Regions from separate parts of the Homo sapiens genome. Here all the other regions are linked to region 1. Evidence: chromatin loops called from intact Hi-C (ENCODE). Cell type or tissue: PC-9. All regions are shown on one strand. Links, peaks and the distances in the headings refer to the core of each region. The heading gives the core; the rest is flanking DNA. Region 1 has its middle 62 kb from the start of BCL2L14. Region 2 has its middle 110 kb from the start of BCL2L14. Region 3 overlaps ETV6 (ETS variant transcription factor 6).

Region 1 (10,289 bases), core at 1,098-9,097:
TCTCCAACTTCTGGGCTTCAAGTGATCCACTTGCCTCGGCCTCCCAAAGGGCTAGGATTGTAGGCATGAGCCACCACACTTGGTCTCCTTCACAGTTCTTGACAGGTCCCTGTATTGGTCAGGATAAACTAAGTGTGCTGCAGTAACAGCCCCCAAATCTCAGTGGTTTACAACACAGGCAAGTTTCTTGCTCATTCTTCATGTCCTTTGCAGGTCATCTGGTGGCCCTGCTTCCATCACCATTGTCCTCACTCTAGGGCACAATCTGACAAAGCATCCACTCTCTGGAACATTGTTAGGGGTCAAAGAAAAAGAGAATGTGGCAAAGAATGTGCCCACTTTTAAATCTCCCACCTGGAAATGAGAGACATCCTCCTGCTTACTTTGATTGGCCACATCTAAATTCAGGTCTATTGAAAAGTGCAAAGCTACCACATGCACAGAAAGAAGGAGAGTTGGAATATTGCCAAACATCCCTAATGACTCCCAGAACAACCTGGTCTCCATCCACACCACATGCTTGGTCTTTATACAAACCTGCTGTGCTCGTTCATGCCTGTGTAATTCCTTCTTCCCAAAACACGCTTCTTCTCCCTGAACGTTTAGCCCTTCCCACACCTCTTATTACATGGATAACCCCTACTATTTTTCAACATCCAACTCAAATATTACCTCCTTTTTGAAAACTTTCTCTGACCATCCCTCACCCAGAAAAACACCTCACTTCCCTAAGATTCTGTAACACTCTCTATATCAAAGTACTAACCCATTGCTTCATACTGGGTCATGAATTTGATGCCTGCCATAAATCAAGATCCCTTGAGAATGGATGATAAGGAGTGGGCCCATGATTTTTTAACCTCCTTTAGGCAAACCTAGCACCATTTTGATTAAAATATTTCAGAGGTTTTCTACTCGATTAAAAAACAACAACAACAAATCATTGCCACAACCTTCAAAGCGCACACAGACTGACCATCTCCAGCCTCAGTTGGTGCCATGATCCTTCTGCTTTCAAGTCCCACTTCAGTCTCTCAAACCTGTATACCTTCTCTCTCCACGTCTTTGCATCTGCCTGAAACCCCCCATCCTCCCCTCTCCCTCACCTCATTAATCTCTCCTCATCCTTCAGATCTGAGCAGGGAAGCATCACTTCCAGGGGAGTGTTCCTGTCACCCACCCCCCCCCGCCCTGGTCAAATCTCCGCTTGTCTGTTCTCATAGCACTGTGGACTTCTGCGTAGCCCTCAGCACAGCAAGTATTCTGTGGGTTTTGTATGACTATTTTACTGTGTTCTCCCCACACTCAACCTTAAACTACAAGTTCACAAGGGCATGAATCCTATCCATTTTTGCCCACTATTGGATCCCTAGTTCTTAGTATATTGTCTGTCACATAGTAGGACTCGGTAGATATGGACGAGTAAATGAGTGAATGAATGAATATAATAAGATACCCAATGTATGTGTCTTGGATTGAAGAATTTCAAGTAGAGAAGACAACAGTTAAAAAAAAAAAAAGGTACAAAAGTTTGTCTGGTCTGCAGGGCAAATTTTTTTTATGAATGACAAGAGAAGCACAGGAGGCAAATGAAATTTTACATAAATCTTCCAGTACTTCATCTCAGTGTAGAATCTGAATTATGAAAGATCGACTCAGTAGATACCACATTCCAGGAGTTTAGAGATATAATCTCATTATTTTTCAACCTTTGTTTCTAGGTGTAATTTACACCTAATTTTTTTTTTTTTTTTTTTTTTGAGATGGAGTCTTGCTCTGTCGCCCAGGCTGGAGTGCAGTGGCGCGATCTCGGCTCACTGCAAGCTCCGCCTCCTGCGTTCACGCCATTCTCCTGCCTCAGCCTCCCGAGTAGCTGCGACTACAGGTGCCCGCCACCGTGCCCGGCTAATTTTTTTTGTATTTTTAGTAGAGACGGGGTTTCACCGTGGTCTCGATCTCCTGACCTCGTGATCCACCCGCCTTGGCCTCCCAAAGTGCTGGGATTACAGGCATGAGCCACCGCGCCCGGCCACACCTAATTTTTAAACAAGCGGAGATTCTTCTAAGCCAGTTGCCATTATCATTATCTAAAATGTATTTGATTTACTATTTACAAAGCATTTTCCTTATGCTATCATATTAAACACTAAACAACCCTTATAATCAAGATTAAAAGTAGGTCATAGGCTCTAACTCTGACATCTTCACAGAATAATTTTTGATATATTTGTGAAATAACGAGATGGCAGGTAAGGCGGAAAAGAAGCCTCCCAAACAGGCAAGAAGAGTAGATGGCAGAGGCACAGAGAAGGAGATGGAGAGACATGGAACCAAAAGGAGGGGTCACAAGAGGAAGAGTATCGTCCAAAAGTAATGTGGGGATGGGCTCTGAAGCAGGGAAGAGGGCGGCGGTCTTTGAAGTTGGCCTCGATGGTGGTCTTTTTTTTTTTTTTTTTTTTTTTTTTTTTTGAGACAGAGTCTTGCTCTGTCGCCCAGGCTGGAGTGCAGTGGCGCGATCTCGGCTCACTGCAGGCTCCGTCCCCCAGGGGGTTCACGCCATTCTCCTGCCTCAGCCCTCCGAGTAGCTGGGACTACAGGCGCCCGCCACCTCGCCCGGCTAATTTTTTGTATTTTTAGTAGAGACGGGGTTTCACCGTGTTAGCCAGGATGGTCTCGATCTCCTGATCTCGTGATCCGCCCACCTCGGCCTCCCAAAGTGCTGGGATTACAGGCGTGAGCCACCGCGCCCTGCCCAGGCCCGGCTAATTTTTGTATTTTTAGTAGAGACGGGGTTTCACTATGTTGGCCAGGCTGTTCTCAAACTCCTGACCTCAAGTGATTCACCCTCCTCAGCCTCCCAAAATGCTGGGACTACAGGCGTGAGTCACCATGCCCAGCCCTCAGTGGTGGTCTTTGAGGTTGGTATCACAGATTGTGGGGAGGGAGACACATAATGTGTGGGGTAGGAAATTCGTGAGAATGTTTAGAGGCAGTAAGTCCCTGAGGCAGGGATGACATAGGAGTCTATAGAGACCTGAACTTGTCAACAGGAAAATAAAAGATATTTTTAGGTGTCTGTGTCATTAAAGGACTTCTATGGGTGGGCGTGGGCCGTAAGGTTTGACTAAGAGCAGTAAAATGGGGAGTAGGTAACAGGTCACAGAAAATGGAAATCGGTCATTACTGTTTGTTTGAGATTCCATCAGTGTCTGGGGCTGGTTGGTCTCATTGGGGAAAGGAGCATCTTGAGTGGGAAGGATGCCCAGGAAATCCAAATAGACTAGCAAAGTAGCCAAGAATACAGAAATGCCCTCATCACCTCACCAAAGCCCGTGTCCCCTCATGTTGCTCTGGGAGGGCTGGGCCACCCACAGGAGACTTGCACAGGTTCCGGGGACCCCAAGCTGCTGGCAGAGCCCCCCACCAAGTCCTGTCCAGCTTCTGGGGCTCTGTGAGCAGCATGAGCCAATCCTCCTCACACACATGCAGAGCCTCAGAGAAGGAGCATCATCCTCCATCCTGCTGCCCAGGACAAAAACCTGGAAATTCTCCTTGACTTTTCTCCCACTTTACTCCCCAAGTCTAATAGGCTCTAGGTCCTTATATCTCCCAAATCCACTCACCTCTTGCTATCCCCATAACCACTAACATAGTTCTGGAACCCACCACTGAAGCGTGTTCTAACTTCCTCCCGTCTGTCTTCCTTCCTGTCACTGAAAAACTGATGGCAGTCCTTCCTCTGCTTATACCTCTTCATCAGCTCCCTTCCACCATTAGAATAAGGCCCGAACTTCCTAACGTTGCTTCGATATCCGCATGAGCTGGCCTCTGGTCTCCTCTCCGGCTCTCACCAGGCTTCCCTGCCAGCTTTGTCCCGCCATACCAAACTACTTCCAGTCCCATACAAGTGCCTGTCTCCCTTTCACTCCTGGACTCAGAAAATTCATCTTGCTTTCTCTGGAAATCATCTTAACCTCACGCCCCTTACCCTTGGCCCCATCAGGCCAGATTCCCTGGGTTAATTCCTGTTCTTGAGACTTCGGCTGTGATGTTTCCTACTTCACAGCTCTTTCGGGGCTGGGTGAGCGGCCCTAACTTTGTGCTGCCGTAGCCACTTGCATTTGCCAAAACCAGAGCATATCATCCTCTGCATCATAGTGGGTTTTTTTTTTCCCACTTATCTGTCTCTCCATCTAGATCTGTGGTTCTCTACTCCCTGTAAAATAAATTAGAGTCATTGTTTTTTAAAAAAAATGCTAATGCCTATTAAACAAAAATCTCTTGAGGTGGATCTGGGCATCAGAGTTTTTTAAGTTTCCCCCAAATAATTCTAGTGGGCAGCCAGCGGTGGGCGCCACTGAGCCAGACGGTCTTTGTTGCCAGTGCACAGGGAACAATCCTCAGTGTCTGTTACACAAATGAGTCTCTGATCATTCCACTTTGGTCTGCAGGGCAAAAACTCTACAGAGAGGGCATGGAGAGGAAGAGATGGGTCTTGAAGAAGAAACTTGCACTAGGGAGGACCCACACCTCCCCCCTGACTCCAGCTCCCTCTGGTACAAAACCCCAAAGCTGAGCTGTGGGCCCAGCCCCACCCACATGCAACTCTGCGCTGTTGGAAAGGCTTGGAAGTCAAACAGCAATCTACTCCTCTTCATGGAGGCAAGGATAAATTTTCTTTTCAAAACACTTTAAATTTTATCACCTCTTCAGAACAAGTACATGAATGAATAAACTGAGGCTCCAAGAGACTGTGAGTGGCCCTCGCCTCAAATCTCTAGAGCAAGGCAGAGCAGAAATCAATACGTGACTCCCCAGGAGCAATTGGCCTCGTCCTGGGTGGCCTCTGCGCCCACCCTAACTCTCCTGCCTCCTAGAGCAGGCAGGGCTCGCCCCGAACCACCCTGCCTCCTAGTGCTGACAGAGGCACATCTGCAGGGTGAAGAATCTGCAGGCAGGATGCAGAGAGTGGGAGGAGGAGGACAATTTCGCACCTGAGTGATCCTTTTCATAAAAATGGGATCACGTTACTTCCTACTAAGAGAAGGGAAATGTTATCCGAGAATGTGGGGCTCTCATTCTCGGATATGAGAATGTCTCTGCCAACAATGCCTGGCCTGATCTTACCTACCCCACTTCACCAGGGGCACTCACAGCTAGAATCTGCTGAGAACCCTCAGGCTCTCAATGGGTGTGACTCATCTCTTCCTCTATTCCCTCTCTGTAGAGGTTTTGCCCTGCAGACCAAAGTAGAGCGATCAGAGACTCATTTGTGTAACAAACATTAAGGGTTGTTCCCTGGGCACTGGCAACAAAGGCCAACCCGGCTGGCTCTCTGAGCTCAAGAAATCACAGCATGGCTCAGCGGTGCTCATTGCTGGCTGCCCACTAGAACTATTTGAAGAAACATAAAACTCTGATGCCCAGACCCACCTCAAGGGTTTTGTTTTGTTTTGTTTGTTTTTTGAGACAGAGTCTTGCTCTGTCACCCAGGCTGGAGTGCAGTGGTGTCATCTCAGCTCACTACAACCTCTGCCTCCCAGGTTCAAGGACTCCTCCCACCTCAGCCTCCCAAATAGCTAGGATTACAGGCACACACCACCATGCCTGGCTAATTTTTTGTATTTTTAGTAGAGACAGGATTTCACCATGTTGGCCAGGCTAGTCTTGAACTCCTGACCTCAAGTGATCTGCCCGCCTTGGCCTTTCAGAGTGCTGGGATTACAGGTGTGAGCTACCGCACCCAGCCAAGAGATTGTTTAATCAGCAAAAGGCTGGGCAGGGCAGTGGGGCCTAGGGCGGCACTTGCTATCAGATGTCTGGAGGGCAGGGTTGGCTTTGGCCATAGATGGACCTCGGTTCAAATCCTGGCTGGCCATACCACTTACCAGCTCTAGACCTAGAGCAGGTTAACATCATGAATCTAAACTACTTACCACTTAACAAAGTGAGTGACTATCTATAACTGTTGCCGTTGTTACAAGAAATCCACTTAGTAACTGCACTGAAAGCCCCTCATCCCCAAAAGGCAAGAAATGGGGAACAACCGGGTGACTAAGGAAAACTGCAAGTGAAAGCAGCTGTAATTTCTCTCGCTGTGGTTTGCGGTGCTCAACACTCTTGCTTGGCTGGTTGTCTTGGAGGGTTAATGAGGTCTCTGCTGAGTGTCCTCAGCTTAGCAATGGGCAGTGGGGCTCTGTTCACAGTCTCATCCCGGCCACGTGGCCTCCCGGGTTCAGACACCCTAGGCTGATGCTGTGGTTCCATGTGCCTGAACACGAGCATCCGAACTCATTTCCGGCCTGCCTGTCCCCCCATGCAACGGCTCCTGAAAAAGGGGAACCAAATGCTGCCCATTTCACCCCCATCAATAGCTGACAACGCCTGGGTTCCTGCTCTCCTGACATTCCCACTCATTGTCGTCAGTGGAGCGAGCAGGCAGAGGGGAAGTGAGCTGCCTATCAGCCCCTGCAATCAGAAAAAGAGCCGGGTGCCTTTAAGACGAAGGTGGTGGGCAGCCATCCATCTTCCCTAAACACACACTCGCCTTGTTCTTCCATTTCTGGCTGAGTGATAAAAACGTTAAATGTCATTTCCTGTATCAGTGGTTAACCACTAGATGCTGGATCAGAGATTTACCAGAAGTGCTGAAGTTATGGAAAAAAAATAAATAAACCTGCTGTTTTCAATAACCCTTTCTTGCACCCTGTGGGAACTATGTAACCTCTGGGGAGGGGGCTGCGAGGGGGTCGCTGGATTTGACTTGGGCAACACACTTAGGACTAGATTTACCAAATGCTTTCTTATGCTTCATATAGGAAGTGAAGAGAGACAAAATGTAACCATCCTATACCTGTCCCCAAGTGCGCGTGTGTGTGTGTGTGTGTGTGTGTGTGTGTGTGTGTGTGTGTGTGTAGAAACGCTGGGAAAAGCAGGAGGAAAAATCATCCACGTGCCTTCTTTGCCCACCTCTCTCAGGATATCTTGCAGTCATTTTGGTTTTATTGACCCAGGGTTTTTGCAGAGGACAGTTGCCCTGACTATTCGATTCCCTCAGCTTCCTGCAACAATCAATGTCCTCCAGTGACAAGAAGGCTTCCTGGGGGAAAACATGCTCCCAGGAAACTCCTGAGAGGTGGAGAGCCCAGCTCAATCCTTTGTTGTGTCCTCTTCTTCTTTCAGTTGCTCCATTAAATTAATCAAGAGCTCAGAAAAGGGAAGGCCTGGCTTAGCCCCCAAGGAGAGGTGACTGGACCGACTGCAGCCTGCCCACAGCTGTACTCCAAGCCCAGCCATGCGCTTCTGACCTGAGGTCAACTCCCCACATACAGCTGCCCTGGGCTCCTCCCTGCGGCCTCCCAGGCACTCCCCTCAGTCTGGACATATAAGACTTAGGAGCTGCACTTTGTTCTAGCAATTCCATTTCCTTCCCAGTGCCAGTTGGGATGTGCTGTGCACACCAAGTGCCCCTAGCTCCTCACCTACCTCTGGGATCACTGACAGTCCTGCTTTACCTGGGACCGAAGGGATTCATGGGGCGGCCGGGGCGGGGGAGGGAGGACTTTTGTTTCTAAAACTGGGAAAGTCCCAGGCAAACCGAAATGAATTGGTCACCCCCGCAACAGATACAATGGTTTGCATAGGCACTTGCACGTTCTATGTCAGAACGGTGGCCAAGAAATAAAAAATAATAAATATGATTTAAAAACCAGAAAATAATTTTTAAAAAATTTAATAAACATAAGATAATTTTTTTAATAAAATTAAAAAAAAAAAGAAACTGGCCAAACTTGAGAACAGATCTAGCCAGGGTACTGAGAACTGCAGACGGCATTGCATGGTATAAGAGTTCCCTGGGGAGATAGGACGGAGCGCATCACAGATCTCCCACTGCACCTGGCGCATACCTAGAAGTCATCCTCTCTCAATTCAATAGTTACTAGAGGAGATCTGAAATCAAAGTCAGAATCAGAAGGGAAAAGAGCATGGGAAAACGTACATTCCACTAAATCTCTTGTAGGCCTCTGAAACTGAAACTTCTTTTTCCTTCCTCGCGCCCTTGAGTACCAACACCATCAGCCCCCCTGGTGCCCAGGACACAAAGATTCGAGAGATGCATTGCTCTTTACTCTGCCTCGCTCCCACTTCATTTTATTATTATACCTAGACCTGATTTCCTGCCACCTAGGATCTCTCCTCTCCACTTCCACTTCTATGACTATCCTTCCGCTGTCTCTGCCCTCAAAGACTGGCCTCCATCCTCTCCAACCTCAATTTCATCTGCTCCCTGGCATGTTAGATGCTCCCTACTTTTTCAAATTATATTCGAGAAGTGTTTATTGAATACCTAGATCAGAAGGATGCCAGAGAGGTCGCACCCGGATTTCATATGGCATTGGACATTTCTCATGGATGCCTTTTTGAATGACACCATCTGTAACATCTTACTGACTGAGAAAACCTCCTGGACACTGCCAGCAAAGCTGGGCATGGCCTCCCTTGCTTCCTGGTGCAAATTGCCACTTAGCCCTCATTACATTGCTATGACGACTACTTTCTGTTTCCATCTTGTCTACCAGCTGCGAACCCCAGTGTCTTATTTACCCTGTTTTCCCAGGTCAATCCCAGACCTTGACAGATAGTGGCCATTAAATACATGTAGAAAAGAAGATGGTCTGGAGATGAAAGGGGGAAATATTGGGTGGATGCTATTATACTTCAATGGGTCTGTAGCCATTTGAACATATACATTTCAAAGGCTATTGATTATGGTTGGATCAACCTGGAAGATGATCCCTATTAGAGAACCAAAGGTCTCAGCCCTGGGCCCTATCCTAATGTTTTTACAAACTTCCTGGATAAAGATTAAAAAGGTACCCAAAACAGATTTACAGATAAAACCAAAGCTGGGAAGTATCACTAATATGTAGAATGCTAGAATTCATGTTCCAAAATTGTCTTGGCTTATGAGATGGATAGACCAAAACTAAGAAGGTAAAAATACACACCCAATTAGTGTAAAGGCTACACTCGTAGTAGCACCATCACTAGCACAATGAGGAAGATGTGGTTCAGCAGCAGTTCGGGTGAAAAACTCCTAGCAATTCCTAGTCTTTGAGCTAGAAGAGAACGTAGAGGACTATCCAATACAGAGAGTCTCAAGCTCTTTTCAAACAATAACATTCATCAAGTGGAATTTCATGCAGAGGCCCTGTAGGTAAAAGAATTTTTTTTTTTTTGGGGATGAAGTCTTGTTCTGTCGCCCAGGCTGGAGTGCAGTGGCATGATCTCAGCTCACTGCAACTTCTGCCTCCCAGGTTCAAGCGATTCTCATGTCTCAGTCTCCCCAGTAGCTGGGATTACAGGTGCATGCCACCATGCCTGGCCAATTTTTGTATTTTTAGTAGAGACGGGGTTTCACCATGTTGGCCGGGCTGGTCTCCAGCTGGCTGGTCTCGAGCTCCTGACCTTGTGATCCGCCTGCTTCGGCCTCCCAAAGTGCTGGGATTACAGGCATGAGCCACCGTGGCCAGCCGGTAAAAGAAATTTTTTAAAGGTGCTGCTCTGGTTAGGAGTAAGGGAAAGGGGTCTAACAAGTCAGCCTCCAACCAATTCGCCCCTCCCTGCTATCTTATGAAGACCCCTGAGGCACCCTCCCAAACTCCTGGGGCTCTTCTGAGTGAACACTGTTTGAAAACACAGACCTGAGTCAATCCCCTTGCTCTACACAGCTGCCCATCTGGTGAGTGTCAGAATTCCCCCGAACCCTCTAATCCCTCAGCCGGCTTTATTTTGTGTTGCATTTCATTTTTCTTTATAGTTTTTGGCCCTCCATGGCACTGTATGCTGCACTTCACTCTGTGCACCGCCTGGCTGTCTCACTGGAGTCCTGCTGTCTTTTTTCCACCAGTGCATCCCTGCTGCACGGAACACAGTGGGAGGAAGATTTAATGGGAAAGGAATGAATGAACTGGAAAGGAACCCAGGTATCTTGACACCCACCCAACTTGCCCTCCCAGTAGTGTAACTGTCCCCAACAACAACCAAAGCCAAGATCACATTAGGCTGCATTAGGAGATCAAATGGGCCCACCGTACTCATCATGGTTCAAGCCTTGTCTGGAATAGTGTGTTAGATTCTAGCAGCTACATTAAAGGAAACAAATGTGGCAGAAGTGGCATATAAATAATATTATTGAGGGATGACTTTGTGCCAGACATACTGTACATTCATCTCATCTAGTCATGACAATTATGCTGTAAAGTAATTATTATCCTCCTTTTGAATCT
Region 2 (10,289 bases), core at 956-8,955, 50 kb before region 1:
TTGGTGCCTATAGAATGGCAGGGAGAGGAGATAATGCTATGAAAACAGTAGGAAGAGCCCCTGCCATTCAAAGAATCAGTCTACCCTTGAAATTAGACCTCATGCAACCTCCCTTCCTGATGCAAACCTGAAACCACCCATGGCCTCATGGACAGGAAGCCACCCAGCTTGATCTGTACAAACGTCCTTAGAGTTGGCTGCATGAGGCTGCCCCTGGCTCTGACACACACTCAATTATTTGGGAAAAAAAAAAAACTGCCTTATACTGAAATGAAACCAGCTTCTTTAGCACTTCCTTCCATTGATCCATCAGCTATAATGCACTTGCATTCTATCTTCAAAAAATATGGGCAGCCAAAATAAAAGGAACGGGTGTCTGCTCTATCTCTTCTAGACCTTCCTCTCTGAGAGGTCCTTTAGCTTGTTTTGTGACACTTTTTAAAGTAAGACATTTAGACTCATATCTTGACAAATTATAAATGGCTTTCTCCAGTTGCCCCTTTTCCTGCCCCACTCCTCTGTCCTTCCTTACAGCATAAGACCTTCTAGTCATTGCAGTTTTCAACATAAACAGATAGCAGAGAACACCCGGCAAAGACCAACATAAGTGGCTGTGCACATCAAGAAAAAGACAGTTATGCCTGCTTCTCAGTGATTATTAAGGGAAAATAAAACCTACAATGATAAACTTCACATTTTGCTAATTTCCAGTCATGTGTCTCCATCCAGGCATTGCCCACAACCTTAACTTCTCTCCAAAAGTATCTGAGCCAATGTGTCAACATTGCTCCAAATACAAGGTGCAAGTATACACTACTGACATGAACCATCATCCAAAACTTACCTATCTTCCTCTCACAGTCACCCCCACCTGCCAGAACACTCCCTGGTGGTGGGAAGAGAGGTGGCAAAAAGCAGGGCATTAACTAATTAACACGTCCTTTCACTCAACACGCTTGCCTTGAAGCAATTTTGTTTTCACAGCATCGGGCTGGAAAAAAAAGACCTTGAAAAATCATAGCCAATGCCTCATACGTTCTGGTAGATCTATATTTGAAATCTCCAAAGCAGTAGAGAATTTTTTTATGGTTGATGTTGATGATGATGATGGTGACATTTTTGTGTGTTGTTTGTTTTACATTATAAGTATTTCAACGTAAAGAGAGAAGCGTAGGCAATAATAAATATCTATGTAGCCACAATCTAGCTAACACAATAATTTACCATATTTTGTTCCAATTTTTTTGTAAAAAAACAAACAAACAAACAAAAAACAAAAAGCATTGAGATGCATGTACTTCTGTTGGAGCATCCCTCCCTGATCCCAGTCACTTCCCTCCACTCCAGCAGGCAGCCACTGGCCTGAGGCTAATGGTAACCATGCCATGAAGATCTTTAAAAGATACTCACTACATATGTACGCATAAAGAAATGGAATTTTTCTTTCTACATAAATTCTATCATATTGTATGTTCTAATCTGCACTTGCTCTTTTCACTTGACATCCTCCTTTTCGATAGAGCCATAATGACCCATGCTGCCTAACTCATACATCCCAATGGCTAGTATTTCTCCCATCTTAAAAACAAAAACCTTCCATGAACTTTGCCAACCATGTACTGCCCCCCTCTCTGTTGTACTCTTCACCTTTCTTGCAATACAACTCCCTGCAAGTGTTGTCCACACTCCCGATCTCCTAGTTTTCTCCCAAACTCTCTCAACTCACTCCAGTTAGACTTCACTAGCAAGAAACTTGGGTATCGTAGCTAAAAATCCTTCCAGCCTAGAATTAGGACTTTGCTTCATGAGTGGCCAAGAGAAGCGTCATGTCTCAGTTCCCGGTGGTGGTTTCTGTGTGCCCTGGTAGCTTGACAGCACCTTCCTCAGTTTGTCTGTCCTCCACGTTAGCACATGGGACCAAGCACCTGGTGAACTGGCCCACCTTGGAAGCTGCTGGCAATTCTGCTGCCTCTGCCACCACGAGACTCTGAAGAATACTGTACATACACAGATGCCCCGTCTAGAAGTCCTTTCTGACAAGTCCTAAGGACATGCATGAACATCACATTGAGCCTTTCCTTCCCTTGCGAACACCATCATGTGGGAGAAGGGGAAGAGCCACTATCCAGGTCTCCCCACCTGTGGATCACTCTCAGCATCCACTCATCTCACCAGCTGCTAGGCTGACAGAGATCCACAGTGTGGCCAAGAAGAGCTTTTCACTCCATCCGCTCCGCCCCTAAAAACACACCTCTGTTGGAGTTACTGTAAGGGTCTGTGAATGAATGTTTAGATCCCCATTAGGGAAAGAGATCAGGGCTCAGGGATCAAGGATACGTGGTTCTCAGAGCTCATCACCTGCGAGAGGATACCTTTATTGTTCATCCATATGCTGATCCCAGCCTTGCTCCCTGCCCCACTCATACGAAAAGCCTAACTATAGCTAACTCTATTTATAAATCCCATGAATACACAAGTCAGGCTTACGGTGGTTTTGTAAACCATTTCTCTCCTTTTATTTTTATTTTTTTGTCCTATTCAATTACTTTGCATCTCAGTTGATGCCAAAATATCAGTGGATATGCACACATTCTAAAAACTTCAGTGTACTGCTCAGAAAATATGGAAAAACAGACACTCTGAATATCCTCTCCAAAGCTCAGCACTGAGAAACAAACTACCTGTGCAAAGAAAACCGCAAATAGATGCTGTTTGCCCTGTTTGTTTATAGATGAATTTTCATTTTGCATTATGCTTTTCATACGAGTGCATCCTAAAAAGATTTTCACAATGAACTGTGTACATGTAGTAAAGATTGCAAAAAGAGGGAAATAATAAAGGATAAAAGCAAAGACTAAACTTTCTACCAAAGATTTTGGAGGAAAAAGCGTTGGCCAGGATAAATAAAATATTTTTAAATGAGTGGTGTATAATTAAATGGTCAGAGAAATAACTGAAGGCAAGTAAATTGACTTTCTTTTCCTTTTTTTACATTTCTTATTTCTCCCTTGCATAAGACAACCAAGGTTTGAGCCAGCTGCTGTCTTCTTCCTATCTATGGGACTTTGAGAAGTTTATTTCTGTTACCTCCATAAGCCTCAGTCTCTTCATCTGTTAAATAAAAGATAATTGGAGGCTGAGGCAGGAGAATGGCGTGAACCCGGAAGGCGGAGCTTGCAGTGAGCCGAGACTGCGCCACTGCACTCCAGCCTGGGTGACAGTGAGACTCCATCTCAAAAAAAAAAAAAAAAAACAAAAAAACAAAAAAAAAAAAACACACATAATTGGCTGGGCATGGTGGCTCATGCCTGTAATCCCAGCACTTTGGGAGGCTGAGGCAGGCGGTTCACAAGATCAAGAGATCGAGACCATCCTGGCCAACATGGTGAAACCCCGTCTCTACTAAAAATACAAAAATTAGCTGGGCATGGTGGTGTGTGCCTATAATCCCAGCTACTCAGCAGGCTGAGGCAGAGAATTGCTTGATTGCTTGAACCTGGGAGGCGGAGACTGCAGTGAGCCAAGATCGCACCACTGCACACCAGCCTAGAGATAGAGTGAGACTCCGTCTCAAAAAAAAAAAAAAAAAAAAAAATTACAGGACCCATCTCTTTGAGTAACTGTATTAAATGTGAATGCAGCACCTAGCCACATTACTATGCACATAGAAAGTATTCAATAATGTTTACTGCTATTAATATTAATATTTCCTTCATAAATTTATTAATATTCATTTTCTCCCATCTTAACCCTTCTGGGCCCCTCAATCCACTGGACCTGCCTTCAGCCTCCTGCCTCTTTACTGCCTTCATTCGCACTTCTTTGAGTCAGGTTGGCAAACCCCTTCATAATCCGCCCAATCTAGTTTTCCAGCCCCCAATACTCTCCTGACCTATAAATTCGCTTTCTGCATTGGCCACAATGAACTCCTCCCAGGTGGCAGCTCTTTGGATCTCTCTATCCTTCCTTTCTTTGTGCTCTTTTCCTGGAATGTCCTTCTCTTGTCATCCTACCCAAGACAATCAGTTTCTCCCTCTATCGCTCCTTGAATTCGCCTCTGATATTGCACTTGTGTCTGCATATTGACAGGTTTATGGAAGACACTTCCTAGCCATCTTGTGAGCTCCTTGAAGGAACTGTGTCTTTATCTGTATAGCCCCACCTAGCAGATGCTCAAGGCATGCTTGTGGAATGAATAAGGGAACAGATCATTTCTTCTGAGCTGTTTGCAGTCTGGCTAAGCCAATTGAAAGAATGCCTTCTCTTGCAATCTACAAATTGAAAAGCCTGTGAGACCCTCAGGACACTCAGGCAAGTTTTCCAGCATATGTGACAATACCAAGCCTTAGTGCATTTGCCTCTCACGTGGAGGAGTCTCTTCTAAAAATGAAACAGAGATGAAGGGTGAGACTCTTACAGTGGTTCAACTCCCCTAAGATCCTCTTGTGATTTAGAAGCATCTTGGAAAGAAATCCTTGACACTCGCCTCGCCCACCCTGAGCTATAAGGTAAAGCTCTCGGTGGTAAACGTGGCTCCCTGGTAGGGAGACTTCTTTTATCCTCATTGTTTCTGGAGGGGGAAGTGTTAGCACAGAGACTCCCTGGGAAACCCGAGGATGCCTCACCACCTCACCATAACAGCAGGAAACCCAGAAATGATTCACAGCTGAAACCTCTGGCCCACATCGACACATCACATCACATGGTTGTTTCAACTGGAAACCAAACAGCCATCTGGGCATGATTATCTGTATTTTTGTGAAGGTGTAAATACACAGTGAGTAGGAAGAGTCCAATAAAACCTATTATAATGTTGGTGGTGGGCACCACAAAGAGAGCACCCCTTAATAGACATTCCCTGGTCCAGTGAAAGACATACTTTGTACTGAGTCCCGCGCCTGGGAGACCTTCCAGGAAAGTAAATCCCCAGGAGAGAGAGGCATTTCCCAGTAGGTGCTTTGCTTTTTGGTTGTTTTCTTTTCTTGGTTGTTTACTTTGTTCTACTTTGTTTTTACTACAGTTCTGTCCTACTGGTGGCGGAGTGGGACTCCTTCATGATGTGGCACAGTTTCCTTGAGTTTTAGGAAGAAACGGCCCATGTGGCAGATTCAGAAACAATGAATCAGCACCTAAACAAACAGGAAGGTAAGCGGCCCTCCCAAGGTCACCTGGGTAGTGGCAGGGTGTGAACCAGAGTCCAGGTGTCCTGACCACCCACCACCGCCTGTCCTCCTCCCTCATACAAGATCCCTTCTAGGCCAGCGCTGAGAATAAAGGCAGCGGCATCATGGGGAGGGGGTGAGGACAGAAGGGTCAGGGAAGGCACTGGGAGGGAGAGGCAATCCCAACCCAACTCCAACAGCCTAGGGTCAAAGCCCAGCTCCACTCCTGGCAGCTGTGAGACTTTGGTGCATTTAATGTCCTTGAGCCTCTATTTCTTCACCTGGAAAATGGGATTGATGACAATATGCGTCCCTCCAACAACTAAATGGCACATCAAAGCTTTGGTTAAAGGGGTTGGCACATCGTGAGGACCACGTCAGCTCTTAATACTCCAATGATGGCTTCCCTATAAGTGCAGAGTCTTCTTCAAGTGGTGGTTAGCACGGGTTTTGCCTGTTCCTTTAATCATGGCTGTGAATTTGCTCCGGCACCATTGTTCCCAAAGTAGAATTTACTGGCAGCTTCCCCCCACCCATGACCCATCTCTGCTTGGAAATTTTTTAGTAGTAGTACTGGCTACTTTTAAGGAGAACTCATTCCACTGTTGCACAATGGCAGCTCTTAGAAAGATCCCTCTTGAATTGGGATAAAATCTGATCTCCCTCTCTATAATTTCTCCCCACTGGTCTTAACACTACTGCTTTGCTTCCCATACTTGGAGAAATGCTCCCCCAGAGACTCTAGGTGATGTATTGGGGATCAGTAAACCCATAAAATAAATAAGGCATGTTTTCCTTATGAATCAAATTAAAATGAAGATTTCTTAGGGAAACAGAATTTAAGCTTTGCATTGAATGGTTATGCTTTTTAAAATATGTTTCAGGCTGGGCATGGTGGCTCACGCCTGTAATCCCAGCACTGGGAGGCCGAGGCGGGCAGATCACCTGAGGTCAGGAGTTCGAGGCCAGTCTGGCCAACATGGCGAAACCCCGTCTCTACTAAAAAATACAAAAATGAGCCGGGCTTGGTGGTGGGCGCCAGTAATCCCAGCTACTGGGGAGGCTGAGGCAGGTGAATCGCTTGAACCCAGGAGGTGGAGGTTGCAGTGAGCCAAGATCACGCCACTGCACTCCAGCCCAGGCAACAGAGCGAGACTCTGTCTCAAAAAAAAAAAAAATTACATTTCAATTTAAGATATTTTTTATTAAAACAAACAAGCATATTTTAGTATATAATATAAAATTCAAATCATTTCTTTTTCAGATTTGGCACAAAAAAGTTTGCTTCGGGCAACCATTGCCAGCTCTATCCAGACCTCCAAGGAGTGAGTATCTATTCACTTGCCTCTGACACTGAGGATTTCTAGATGGAGAAGGCTGAGAAATGCTACTCTGTTGAACAGAGCTACAAAGAACAAATGTAATTCCTTTCCCATGGGGCTGCCCATCAAGTTTTCCTAAGATCTTACAGTTGGAAAGAGACTTAGAAGTTGTCTAAATCGATCTCCCTTCTGCAGCAATCCTAACAGATGGTCACCCAGCCTCCGCTGGATCAGGCTCAGAGCGGAGAAGAGACCACATGGTAATCATTGCCATTGCATCGCTGGCCAGCTCTGATTGTTAGAATGTTCTTTTCTTAAGCCTAGCGCCATGCACAGGGGCCCTGGAATGTGGCAGACCTGAGGTGGACTCTTGAACCAGCCGCTTCACCTCACCGGGGCTCAGTTTCCTGTAATCCCAGCACTTTGGGAGGCCAAGGCAGGCGGATCATCTGAGGTCGGTAGTTCGAGACCAGCCTGGCCAACATGGCGAAACGCCGTCTCTACTAAAAATACAAAAATTAACCGGGCTTGGAGGCAGGCACCTGTAATCCCAGCTACTCGGGAGGCTGAGGCAGGAAAATGCTGTAAAATGGGGTGAATGGTGTTAGCTATATCACGAGGAACAAAAAATGGACAAAAAGCCCTTAGCATTCTGCCTGGCATGTTGAAGGATTCAATAAATGTTCCCTATCATCACCATTCCCTTCCACAGCTTCCATAAGCTAAAATTCTAGAGCCTGTTTGTAATGCTTCTGCAACACCATGCTTTACATATTTGAAAACAGTTAATATACTCTCCCCTGGCTGCACCTAAAAAGCTTTTGTTCCTAAGTTAAATATGCCCCCACCTTCCTTGATAGAATTAACCTCGAAACCTTTCAGTGTATGTTTTTCAGAAAGCTGTTTGAAAGCATGTTAAAAATTCTTAGGAATGAACTGGAGAAATGTCAGAAGACAAAAAGTGCCACGGAGAAAACAAAGGGAGCAGAGGAAAGGGATGGAAAAGGCTAGAATGCAGGGGGCGGGTGCAGTTTAAAATACAGGAGTCGAGTAGCTCACATTCAAAGAACTGGGCTTTCTTATGAAGTTTGATTGGAGACCCTGGCCTGGACCAAAATGGGGCACTCCACTCCTTCTCAGAGTTGCAGGCAGACAGATCTGCCGTGCAGCACTGGCCACCCAGGCTGAAAAGCAGGAAGACCCGAGGAGGGGCTTGGCGAGGGCAGCCCAAGTCTGCTCACTGGGTGGCCAGAAGCACAGCATCATCCTGTGGCCTCCACAGAGAGGGCCAGGAAGCAGGAGGTGGGGCACCAGGAGACCCTGTCTTTACATCATGCTCCAACCCCTAAAAATATGGCCCAATGCATGTATCAAGCTCTCATCCATCCAATTAATTCCTCCTTCTCTTATAGAGAAGAGCAACCAAGGCCCGGCATGATGGCTCATGCCTGTAATCCCAGCATTTTGGGAGGCTAAGGCAGGAAGATCACTTGAGCCCAGGAGTTTGAGATCAGCCTGACCTACATAGCGAAACCCTGTCTCTACTAAAAATACAAAAATTAGCCAGGCGTGGTGACACATATCTGTAACCCCAGGTACTTGGGAGGCTGAGGCAGGAGAATCACTTGAACCCAGGAGGCGGAGGTTGCAGTGAGCCAAGATCATGCCACTGCACTCCAGCCTGGGCGACAGAGGGAGACCTTGTCTCAAAAAAAAAAAAAAAAAAAAAAAGCAGCAACCAAGTGTTAGGAACTGAACTGTGTCCCTCAGAAGTTCATATGTTGGGCCAGGCACTGTGGCTCATGCCTGTAATCCCAGCACTTTGGGAGGCCAAGGTGGGTGGATCACCTGAGGTCGGGAGTTCGAGACCATCCTGACCAACATGGAGAAACCCCATCTCTACCAAAAATACAAAATTAGCTGGTCGTGGTGGCGCATGTCTGTAATCCCAGCTACTCGGGAGGCTGAGGTAGGAGAATCGCTTGAACCCAGGACGCAGAGGTTGCAGTGAGCCGAGATCACGCCATTGACTCCAGCCTGGGCAACAGGAGCCAAACTCCATCTCAAAAAAAAAAAGTTAGTATGTTGAAGTCCTAAATTCCAGTGTGACTGTGTTCGAAGATAGGGACTTTATGGAGGGACTTAAGGTTAAATGAAGCCATGATGATGGGACCCTAATGTGATAGAACCAGGGCAGATCACTTGAGCCCTTGTAAGAAGAGGAAAAGACACCAGAGCTCGCTTCCCACCTGCCGCAGAAGAAAGGACCAAGCGAGGAAACCGTCAGAAGGTGATCATCTGCAAGCCACAGGAGAAACCAGCCCTGCCCACACCGTGACCCTGGACTTCCAGCCTCCAGAACTGTGAGAAAATGCATTTCTGTTGTTTAAGCCACCCAGTGTGCTATTTTGTTACAACAGCCCAAACCAACTCAAACACATAGCATAGCAGTTCCTCAAAAAAGTGGCAATGTTAGTGGAAGTTTCTTCCTTTATGGGTTGAAGCAGAACATGGGGAGAGAAGAGTTCCCCATTGTAGGTAGATTCTTAAAATAATTCAATGCTGTAATTATAACAGATAAGAATGTAGGCTAAAACTAAATTTAAACAGGAAGTTACTTATTTACCTCTAGCTATGAGTTCAATATATTATCTTATTCTTGGAAAAGAAAGAAATGAAATAAAGCCTTGAACAGAGGAAACAGTAAAGAAATAAATCTGCATGGAAGAAAATGGAAAAAGTAAATGAAGTTGGAAGTTGTTAAGTACCAGTATTCTTTAAATTATTTACATGAATTCAGATGTGTAAATCCTCATTGAAGGCAGGAACATTTGTAAAGTATTTACTGGACGCCATTTGTAAAGTCCTTTACTGGACGTATTCAGGGGGCTGAACTAAGTGTGGAAGCTATTAATAAAATAAAAGGTAATATTGATCGTGCCTTTAGAAACTTCTATTTTAGAATGCAAATACTAATAATACCCGCTGAGAATTTAGAGACTATCCCTTATCTCCAGAGGCACTAGCCGCCCTGCAAAGGTTAGGGAGCTCAACAGAAGACCAAAGGGGCTAACAGCAAGATGGAGCAGGAGAGAACCCATTTACCTGGCAGGTGTGAGAAGAGTCAAGGTGTTTCTAAGCACACAGCTGAAAATGGAAAACAGGTGGGTGCTCCTGAGCAGGGGTTGGGGGCCAGAAACAAAGAGGGGCACCCATCAGCACTGTGTTGACAGGGGGGATGAAATTTCAGAGAGATCATCTGGGCCCAAACCCACAGAGCCGAAGGGCCCGGAACACGGGTAACGGGTGAATGTATTCAGTCGGGCCTCCTGCCGCTTGTGGACCTGCTGAGGCCTTTGACGCCACATAAACCAAAATGAGCTGAGGCTTGGAGACTGGGTGGAAGCACTTGGGAATCTCATTTGACCTGTGGATTTTACTGATGGGAAAAAGGAGAAGATGCTCAGAGTGGTGGTCAGCTGCTCTGCCCACATGGGCCACCCAAGAGCACCCACAACCCGCCCTTACACCATGTCCATAGAAAGGGAGTGGTTTTTGGGTTCAGAGGAGAAAGATATCACTTCCTTCTGGGAGCAGGCGTCGGGTAGAGAAAGGGATCAGGCAGGTCTCAGGTTACGCAACAAGAAAGCTCAAACCACCTCTGTCAAACTCCCTCTGATTCTCCTTCATCCTCCTGTTCCAGAGCTTGGTGACTAGGATGCTCCTCTGTGTCCTGTGCAATCTCACAGGCCTTGAGCTTGTTCCCCGGGAGTAACCTCTGCAGAAGCAGGAAATGCCCTCTAGT
Region 3 (10,289 bases), core at 1,739-9,738, 130 kb before region 1:
CAGTCTGTAGTCTGACAGTCTTGATTCTGTAACCCTCCCAAGAAAACACAAGAGTTTTAAGCACCTTTGTTTCTTTGAGGATACCCCTGTGTGTACTCCACTCTTCTGATGTCTTTCTGGACTCCTCGATCCTTGTAAAATTGATTCTGTTTATTGGAGGTGAAATTCATTGGGTGATTCCTGTGTACAACGTAAAAGTTCTGTCATTAACTGAATAGCCATAAAAAGCCTTTAAATCTCCGTAAAGCAGCTGTTAGATGAGAAAACTTAGTTCCTTAAAGCTTTTCAAATGAGCACAGCACAAAAAGAAATGAAGGTGCTGCTGAATGTCAAACTGATGAGTACTATAGCTGGAGGGTATAGATGGAAATAGTACTCATGAATGTGGATCACAAAATGAAGCTAAATTCTTACTATTCAGATATGATTTGTTCAGGTGCCCTAGAATTTATGCATTTGGACACCTTCTGTGTATAAGGCACTGTTCTGCATTCTTGATGGGGTGGGGACAGCCTCAGAGAGGTATAAGACACAGTCTTTATCATGAAAGAGCTGAGCACAGTTAACTATAAAAGCGAAGCACATGACATGTATCTTAGAAGGGCTCCTGTTAAGTACCACAGGAGGTCAGAGTAGGGATGTCAGGGCAAGCTACATGGAGGGCTGGCTTTTAGCTGGGCTTGGATGAATGCTTAGAATGTGGACAAGTGGAGATTAGAGAAAAACAGGTCATTCCAGATGGAGAAAACTTACCAGGAGCAAAGCAAGATAAGGCTCGGTGTATTTTTTCTATTTCAGGTAGAAATGTAAATCTACAAGTTGAGATCTATTGAGGTCATTTAAAAATCTATCATTTTTCAGGCTGGGTACTGTGGCTCACGCCTGTAATCCCAGTACTTTGGAAGGCCAAGGCTGGCAGATCACCTGAGGTCAGGATTTCGAGACCAGCCTGGCCAACATGGTGAAACCCCATCTCTATCAAAAAATACAAAAATTCGTCGGGCATGGTGGTGCACACCTGTAGTCCCAGCTACCGAGGAGGCTGAGGTGGGAGAATCGCTTGAACCTGGAAGGTGGAGGTTGTAATGAGCCAAGATTATGCCACTGCACTCCAGCCTGGGCAACAGAGTGATACTCTGTCTCAAAAAAAAAAAAAATGTGTGTGTATATATATATGTGTGTATATATATACACACACATATATGTATATATATATGCGTATGTATATATACACACACACGTGTATGTGCGTGTGTACACACATATGTGTATGTGCGTGTGTACACACATATATGTGTATGTGCGTGTGTACACACATATATGTGTATGTGCGTGTGTACACATATATGTGTGTATACACATATATGTGTATGTGCGTGTGTACACACATATGTGTATGTGTGTGTGTATATACACATATGTGTGTATATGTATATATGTGTGTATATATGTATATGTGTGTATATATGTATATATGTATATGTGTATATATATGTGTATATATATATGAAATTTTTCATAAATTCTTTTCATTATCTATTATCACTGAAATTCCATCATACCATTAAGATACATGCAGAATTGTTCTCACTCATAGGTGGGAATTGAACAATGAGAACACATGGACACAGGAAGGGGAACATCACACACCGGGTCCTGTTATGGGGTCGGGGGAGGGGGGAGGGATAGCATTAGGAGATATACCTAATGTAAATGACGAGTTAATGGGTGCAGCACACCAACATGGCACATGTATACATATGTAACAAACCTGCACATTGTGCACATGTACCCTAAAACTTAAAGTATAATTAAAAAAAAAAGATACATGCAAATTTATGTCTGTTAGGTATTTACCATATGGAAAAACTAAAATAATCAAGAAAGGAAATTCAGTAGGTGGTTGACAGTTTAAATACAAATCACAAATGACATCTTTTTAAATATAACAAGTAGCTTATTTTTAAAGGTGTCACTTACTTTGCAAAGGATAAGGAGAACTGTTATTAAGAATTTACCAGGTTGGAATGGCTAGTGTTTATGGGAGAGAGTTTAGCACAAGACGGAGTGAGACAAGATTGCTGGGGTCTTATTTTGAATCCAGCAGCCAACGCTGTATGGAATAGTGAAAAAGTTGCCTCTTTCTGTGCTTGTTTTCTACTTGGTATCTTTAAGAATGGGCTATTTAGGAGCAAGGAGCCTAGCAGAAAGCATCTGTCAATCTTCTAAAACTTTACCTACAAAAGTTTTACTGGCTTGTGTCCCACCAGTGTGTTTCAAAGCCAGAAAGTATATTGGCCACAAGCACCTGTAGGTGGCTGAGGTGTGACTGTAGTCATCCGTGAGTCATGTTTTCAGTATGTATTGAAATTCCTTATTTGGACTTGATTTCAAAGGTAGAAGGGCCTTTTACAGGTGAAGGAACTGAGATTGAGACACATCAAGAGTCTAGCCTCGAGCTTCTGTTCAGTGTTTTTCCCAAAATTATTGTTTCCTTCTGGTCTGGGACTCTAGAGCAAAGATTGAAAACTGTGGCCCAAAGTGTGAGCCAAATCCAGCCACCATGCGTTTTTTTTAAATCAAGTTTTCCTGGAAAACAGCCAAACCCATTTATTTGGTATTGCCTATGTCTGCTTCCATGCTGCAGTGGCAGAGTTGAGTAGTTACAACAGAGATTGCATGGCCAGCAACACCTAAAACATTTATTAGTTGGCCCTTTACAGAAAACGTTTGATGCTCTCTGCCTTGCAACATTGTGTACGTGGTGGTCAGTGTGCTTGGAATCATAGGTGCAATGTAGGATGCAGACTTAGAAAACAGTGCCCTTGCTCCCAAGGAATTATTTGCACTTTAGATGACAAGGCATGTTTGAGACATGTGAAAGGAACAATAACAAGTTATGTAAGAGAGGAGACAGGTTCTGGACTGCAGGCTATATTTTCAGACCAACCAGAATAGTTACGATAATATCATTAACATAAATAAAATACTAAGTATTTAGCTACGTAAAAGAAACGATTTATTTGCACTTTGGATTATACAGTTCTTCATTCATTGATTCAAAAATTATTGCCAGTCTGCTCATGTGCCAGGCATTGTTCTAGATGATAGGGCACTGCATCTCTAAATGCCAAATTTCGTATCCTTGCTGGTGGAAGGCAATGTCCTCTTGCTTTATGCCATGACACAAACTAAGCTCCTGCTTTAACTATAGACAGCTAAATCTTAAACGAACACTTTTCAGTCAGTTTAGTTTTCTCTTAAAGTACTTTAATTCCGTTAAAACCTGAGCCACCAGATTTCCTGTCTGCCTGTCTCTTCCTTGGCCTTAATCCAAAACTCTGCTGAGGAAGAAGATTCGTTGGTACACTGACAATTGTTTTATAATCCATTCATTTCATAACCCCTCATTTGCTACCCAAAAGTGGGGACCTAAATCTGTACAGATTTACGTGTTCAAAGGCCATGGCCTACCCAAATAGAGAATATCTCCTTTCTTGTGTTTCTCTCACAACTTTTGCTGAAGTCTCTCCATCTTTGTGAACATGAACTTCTCGATTTGTGAGGCTATCGCTGGTCAGTTGGGTCATTAATCCTACAGCAGGCAAGACACAGAATTTCCTCTCAGCTCAAGATCTCTTCACTCCCAACCCTCTTAGAACACACTTCGCAGCAATCCTTGGAATCTTTAAAGGTAGCCTTTTGTGACTTTAAAAAATACTTTTACTATCTCTCAAGGTTACATCCTTAACAGAAACAAAAAGATTCTAATCAGCGAGACATCAAGTCTCTTGCATTGCTTATTTGTCACCCAACTAAAACAATGTACTTTCTTGATTTGGTTTTATTGACTGGATGAATTATATATATACAAAGATTCAATTAGGGAAGCCTCTGAAGTAAGATGAAGAAAAAAGTATGAAACTCCAGAGAAAGCAGTTTGAGGCTTATCCTCAGGGGCTTCAAGGACTGGGAGAAGTCACTGTATTCTGGCATCTTGCTTCTGTCTCCACTTCCTCCCACAGTGTTTAATGCTGCTGTGAATTTGTTTCAAAGGAAGCCTATAGACTTTTTTTTTTTTTTTTAATTTTGTACATGAGCCTCAGGAGCAGCCTTGACAGCTAAAAGACCTCGTAAAAGAGAAGTGTGAAGGGATTGCATGAAAGTGCTGGGGGCAAGTCTCAGCCCTCGGCCTTTGTTGGAAGGTGTGGGGTGTGCAGACACATGTGCACCTTCGCACACATGCATCTGTGCATAAATATCTGTGTTTGCAGGAAAGAAAAGATAGGGTTGTGGGATGTCCCCAGAAGCCACAGGGATTCCAGTGTTTTAGTACCAGGTGAAAGAGCCGCTTCCTCCCACACTATCTCAGGGAGATGCCCTTCTGTAGACCTCTGTAGCCCAGTACCCTCAAGAGCTCCTGGAGACAGATGGCCCCGAACAGTCCTAGGGAAGCAGTGTGGGCCTGTGGCAAAAGCTTGGACTGCGAAGTCAGCATGATTGGAATCCGGTTCTTGACTCCCAAGCAGGTGCATAATGTCCCTGAGCCCTTCTTTCCTTATCTGTAATATTGAGAATAGTAATACCCATTTCTGGGCCCTTTTGACTGTTAATGAGACAACATGTGAATGCATGGCACAAGAAAGTTAATTGCTACGTGTCACTGTCCCCCCCTGCCTCACTGCTGAGCTGCCATCCTGCCCATCTGAGAGGGACTGTGTGGGAGCTGTGGGTACAGCCAGCACAACTGCCTGCAGAGCCACGCAGGGCACTGACAGGGAAGGCCTGTGTGGGGTGCCCTTCAAGGCCACCTCCGTTTTCTTATTTCCTTGGAGATTTACTTTTGTGCTCCTGCTTCCCCTCCCTGAAGCTTTGCCTGCTGTCCATATTTGGAGGGGATGAATAAGATGAGCACTGGGGAGGGGAGGAGCCATCACTCCAGCAGGAATATTCCCAGCGGCTGAGTCACTGCATTTGATTTTCAGTGTGAACAACTGAGAAATCAAAGAGCCCTAAAAGAGGAGGAAGTTTCAGGACAATGTTTTTAAAAGATAAAAAAACATCAACAGCATGGTGTCTGAGTGGAAAATAATAGAAGGGGCTTGAGGAGACTGGAAATTCCAGTTTGTGTAAGGGCGCACAGTGCTGTAATACAGAGTCCTACCTCCCTGCAGTCCCTGGATGTGAATTCCCAGGCTGCACCCACACCTGAGCAAAGCGGAGGCTGGGCCTTATTAGGTTCTGACTGCGGGCTGGATCTCAGCTGCAGGCTGTGAGTTTCGGATACCGGTGTTTCCAAGCCTTCTCCACACCTTATGTAATCACAGGTGAAAAGGTCCAGCCTCATTTGCAGCTGTGGTTCTTCTGCCCCAGGAAGCCAGGAAGCGTAGATTTTTGTATTATTTGCCTCCACTTCTCCCTCCCCCAGCGTGCCACCGTGCACATATGTTTTCTGTTTTCCTAAGCCACGGCAAAGCACAAGCAATTGCCCATTGTAAACACACCTCTGCGTATCAACACACACCTGGCTGCACTGGATTGACCAACTTTCTGCTTCTAGGTAATGGCTGATCTAGAATAGAGGAGGAGGAGGGGAAAAAAAAAAAAAACAAGCAGCAGATGGCCCCCTGAATGTTGTAAACCGTGTTTCTCTAAGCAGGGTTTCTCAACACTCTCGATATTTGGGCCAAATAATAATTTGTGGGGTTGCTTACTATATTGTAAGAGATTCAGCAGCATCCCTGGCCTCTACCCACTAGATGCTAGGAGCACCCTGCACCCCAGTGTGACAACCAGAAATGCCTCCAGATATTGCCACATGCCCCCAGTTCAGAACCATATTTGTAAAGCTTAGTAGCAACTTTTTTTTTCATATGCTACTTTGCGTGTTTTGTTGCTGAACTGGAAATAAACGTTAATTTTTAGGTAATAAATTTCAAAAAATGTAACAGGGACACTCAGCCTCTCTTCTGGTAATTATGCCCATGACACTGTCATTTGCAGGCCTTCTTTAAAATTCCACTTGGGCAGTTAAAAGAACATAAAATGACTTTCTTAGAAGCTTTCCTGAAATTTAAATTAACCACAATCATTAAACATTCCCTATGTCAATAATTTGACTTTCCTACTCAAAGTTTTTTAAGGCATCAGTTTTGTCTAGCGTGGTTTTTTTCTTTAGAAACCATGTTGGTTATGTGTGAATTGCCCATCTTTTTACAATCTCTGCTCAATAAGTTTATACAATGAGTCTCTGGTAAGAGACAGACGTGGGAGTGAAAATATTTCTCCTTAACCACAGGAAGGGATTTTTTACAATGCCTTTAGCTGCGGATACCGAGGGTACCTCACCCAGCAGGAAGGAGAGGGAACTATACTTGGGCTAAACACTTTCATAAACTACTTCTCATGGAAAAGAAAATCCAAATAGTGGAAATTTCTTTAAAATATCCATGTGCCTTGAGATAGAAGAAAGCCCTTTCGTTTAAGAAAAATGCACTTAAAATTAATGAATACCTTGTGATCCAAAAACATTTTATACATATACGTTCAGGTGTTTTGAAGTGGAGTGAACTTCTATTTATAGAGTGTGTTGCGCTTTATTATATAGTATTATGCATTTACATTGATGATCAAAGAACATTGTATCTGTGCAGGCATGGGTTCCGAAAAGGCTGAAAAATTCCAGGTGAGCCGTGGCAACAACCTCTAAAGGATCTAGGAACCTAAAGAGGATCTGCCTTTTATTTAATAGAAATCTTAGAAACAAAAATAACTGACATGGCTTGAATGTCAATTGTTTAAAAAAAAAAAAAAAAAAAGGAAAAAAAATCTATTGTGTGGTCAGGCAGTTATTTTTATCATCTAGGCATAATTTTTACCAAAGAAACAAAACAATCAATAATGTTATAAAAGCCACTTATACTCTGAGCTTGAAACAACTGCTTTATGCCACAAAATTCCTATTGCTGTCTCCGTTAGTGACTAATTCAATATGTCCTGAATGTCAACGTATTTTTATTACTCAGCTAAAGTTGGCTTTGCTGGATTAAATGTCATTTAAAATGATCAATTGGCAGCTTGTTTGGGGTTGTTTTCACATTTATGAAAGGAAAAGTTTGCCGGATACAAATGTTCTTGAAGCTGATAGGGAAACGGTGTTCTCTGGTAAGCCCTGCCCTTCCTTTTGCCATCTGATAAGTAGATAACATTCTAGGTCCTAGTTTGATGCCTCCGAAAAACCAACATGGCAGCCCAGTGCAGGTTAAGCCCTTACATTGGAGAAATGGTCTGGTTCACGTTTCACTGTTTTATGAGAAGTAGAATGTACCATTACAGTAAAAGAGAAGCAACAGAAACATGCAGTGAAAACGCCCATGCTTGTGGTTAGAGAACTGTCCGCTTTCTTTTTGCTCTACAGTAGGCTTCTGAGTGGAGTGCCTTCCGCCTAGAGTCAAGAGGGCTGCCATGATGTCACCCACCTTCATATGGGCAAAATGTCTTTATATGAAACTGTAAAAGACAACCAGGTCGTTTCTTAATTGCTGAAATTTATTAAAATGAACACACTAGAAAATCACATTCCCAATCCAGAGGAATCCAATGGCGTCGTCAGCCTATTTGCAATGGAAATGATTGTAAACCTATAGGGAGACATAGGAGGGGCTGCACACAAACTACTTTCGTTCGTCCTGATTTACTGGCTTCTTTTCCCCCTAGAGATACAGTCTCACTCTGTCACTCTATCGCCCAGGCTGAGTGCAGTGGGTTGATCATGGCTCACTGCAGCCCCAAACCCCTGGGCTCAAGCAATTCTCCCACCTCAGCCTCCCAACTAGCTGGGATTACAGGCATGCACCACCACGCCTGGATAATTTTTAAATTTTTTGTAGAGATGAGGTCTCGTTATGTTGCCTGGGCTGGTCTTGAACTCCCGGACTTTCAAGCAAGTCTACTGCCCCTGCCTCCCAAAACAAACATTGGGATTATAATTATAAGCCACCACACCCAACCCTAATTTACAGGCACTGTATGTGATAATATGTGATTTTGTCAGATGTTTTCCAGTTGGAAGAGATTATGGAAAATTAAAATGTGTCTGCCATTTGATAGTAGGACAAATACTGAAATATTAAGCCACAGCTGAGTTCTGGCCTTAGTCCTTTTGGGGCTGCTCTGACAAACTGCCGTAGACTGGGTAGTTGGTACGCAATAGATACGGATTGCTCCACAGTTCTGGGGGCTGGGGAGATCAAGGCCCTGGCAGATGAGGCATCTGGTGAGGGCCCACTTTCTGGTTCATAGACAGCACCTTCTTGCTGTGTCTTCACTTGGTGGAAGGGTGAGGGGTCTCTCTCAGGCCTCTTTTAAAAGGGCACTAATCCCACTCACAGGGGTGGGGCCCCCAAGACCTAATCACCTCCCAAAGGTACCTTGGTAGTTAGTTAGGATTTCAACAGATGAATTTGGGGAGGACATGAAGATTCAGACCACAGCAGATCTCTATTTTCCCTTTATAGAGAAAGTAATTCAAGACAAGGAGATGCTTACAAGGGAAAAAGACACTTTGCCACTTTTTACTGCTTTGCTTAGAAACTAGAATCATCCTCCTTCAAATGCCTGTAAAACGAGCTAGATTATTCTCAGTCTGCAGTAGGACACTGATTTCTCAAGGTACTTAAGATGCTTGGGTTGCTCATCTTCTCCACACCCCCACCTCAGCCCATCCCCTGGCAATACAGAATGCAGCCATGGCAAGACGGGGTGGGCAATAGAAGTGGCTGGACAGCTTCTGTTGTTAGAATGGGGTTCAAAGTCCAGGACTATGGTGTTGTTGTTTTAAGAAGGAGGCCACTTGTCCTTTTCCAAAACACAATGAGTGACACACCACATTAATGTTTAAACACAGATAATACAGAAGAAAGGATTCCATAAGGGATACTAAAGATTTAGGGCTGCTGTACATTTAATGGTAGTTCCTTGAAAGATTAAGCTTCTGGAAAATGCCACAGTTTTCTGCCAGTGTCTTCTGCTATTCAAAGAGAACGCTGGAGTTCAGAAAAGATACACTGAGCAGGTGTACTTTGTTCTGGAAAGTCCTAAGATTTTATAAACATACACCCATTAACGAGTTTCTCTGAGACTAGAAATTGCATTGGGAAGTGTGTCATAGCATGGGTTTTGGGGTCATGCACAGCCAAGAATCCTGTGTGTCATTCATAAGCTGTGTCCTCCTGAGTAAATCATCAAACCCTCTCAGCCCCAGCTTCCTGATCTATAAAATAGGAATAGCAACAGCACCTGCCTCATAAGGCGGCGTAAGGGTCAGATGTAACCAGGCTTGTCGAAGCCACAGCACAGTACCTACAAATAGCACCCACTAAATACCGTTGTTATTTTTATTACTTTCTCTTCCCTCCCATTATCACTAATATAATAATCCTGTAAAGTAAGTGCTGTTATTCCCACTTCATAAGTGAGGCAACAGAACCTCAGGAAGATTAAGAAGCGTGTCCAGGGTGGCCCAACTGAATTCCCCTTGTAAATATACCCCCAGAGAAGGGTGTATGTTTCTCTGCAATGCGGATGTGTTGGCTGTAATATATTCCAAGTCTCAACTGGACACTCCCCTTTCAAATGTGCCAGGCCTAGGCCTTGCCCAAAGTAAAAAAGAAAGAACATTGTAGTGCAGGAGTCCAGAGTGCAAATCCTTGTGACCTCAGGCAAGTTATTTCAACCTCTCTGAGGATCAGAAATAATACAGGTAAAGTGCCGAGTTCATACTTGTAATTCAGTAGTTGATCTTCCATCACCAGCCATTCTGACAAGTGCCTATAAAAAGTGGGCATTTCCAGAACCATGCAGTGAACACCTGGAAATTGGTGCTGCTCCTCATCTGGAGGCCAGTTAACCTTTAACTCAACCTAGAAGGCACACATCTGTCCCCAGCTGCCTCTCCAGGTTCTGCTGGAGGGCAACCACACACCTTCACAGCACACATCCAGAAAGTCATAGAACAAGGGGAAGGTGTACATCATGTCTTCTTCTTTTTTTTTTTTTTTTTTTTTTTTTTTTTTTTTTTGAGACTGAGTCTCACTTTGTCACCGAGGCTGGAGGGCAGTGGTGCGATCTCGACTTACTGCAACTTCCACCTCCTGGGTTCAGGCGATTCTCCTGCCTCAGTGTCCTGAGTAGCTGGGATTACAGGCACACGCCACCATGCCTGGCTAAGTTTTTGTATTTTTAGTAGAGACGGGGTTTCGCCACGTTGGTCAGGCTGGTCTCAAACTCCT

What was found. Peaks named below come from ENCODE experiments on the same cell type or tissue, not always from the same donor. Only the 100,000 strongest peaks of a DNase experiment are listed, where the experiment ranks them.
Region 2: it touches region 1 in a loop (4-fold over the local background); 6 of 110 quality-filtered maps call a loop at or near these places.
Region 3: a loop joins it to region 1, with 8 times the contacts of the local background. A loop is called at or near these places in 7 of 110 quality-filtered maps.

What each region holds. Positions count from the first base shown.
Region 1 is chr12:12,004,209-12,014,497 of GRCh38, forward strand. No RefSeq gene overlaps it. Among named protein-coding and RNA genes, the nearest start is that of BCL2L14, 62 kb to the right of the region's middle. RefSeq lists enhancers at 4,264-5,144, 4,810-4,939, 5,145-6,025, 5,920-6,039, 6,026-6,906 and 3 more. In PC-9, for the core only: CTCF peaks have their summits at 4,421, 4,642 and 4,843; a DNase peak (open chromatin) is centred at 5,173; H3K27ac peaks cover 3,273 bases.
Region 2 is chr12:11,954,218-11,964,506 of GRCh38, forward strand. No RefSeq gene overlaps it. Among named protein-coding and RNA genes, the nearest start is that of BCL2L14, 110 kb to the right of the region's middle. RefSeq lists enhancers at 201-410, 4,358-5,557 and a silencer at 4,098-4,392. In PC-9, for the core only: CTCF peaks have their summits at 4,004, 4,223 and 4,443; DNase peaks (open chromatin) are centred at 4,194, 4,644 and 5,114; H3K4me3 peaks cover 901 bases; H3K27ac peaks cover 2,536 bases.
Region 3 is chr12:11,873,234-11,883,522 of GRCh38, forward strand. All of the region lies in intron 5 of ETV6 (ETS variant transcription factor 6), which reads left to right. Among named protein-coding and RNA genes, the nearest start is that of BCL2L14, 190 kb to the right of the region's middle. RefSeq lists a silencer at 2,214-2,263 and an enhancer at 5,004-5,801. In PC-9, for the core only: no CTCF peak of the experiment used is centred there; DNase peaks (open chromatin) are centred at 2,368 and 5,118; H3K4me3 peaks cover 1,867 bases; H3K27ac peaks cover 5,795 bases.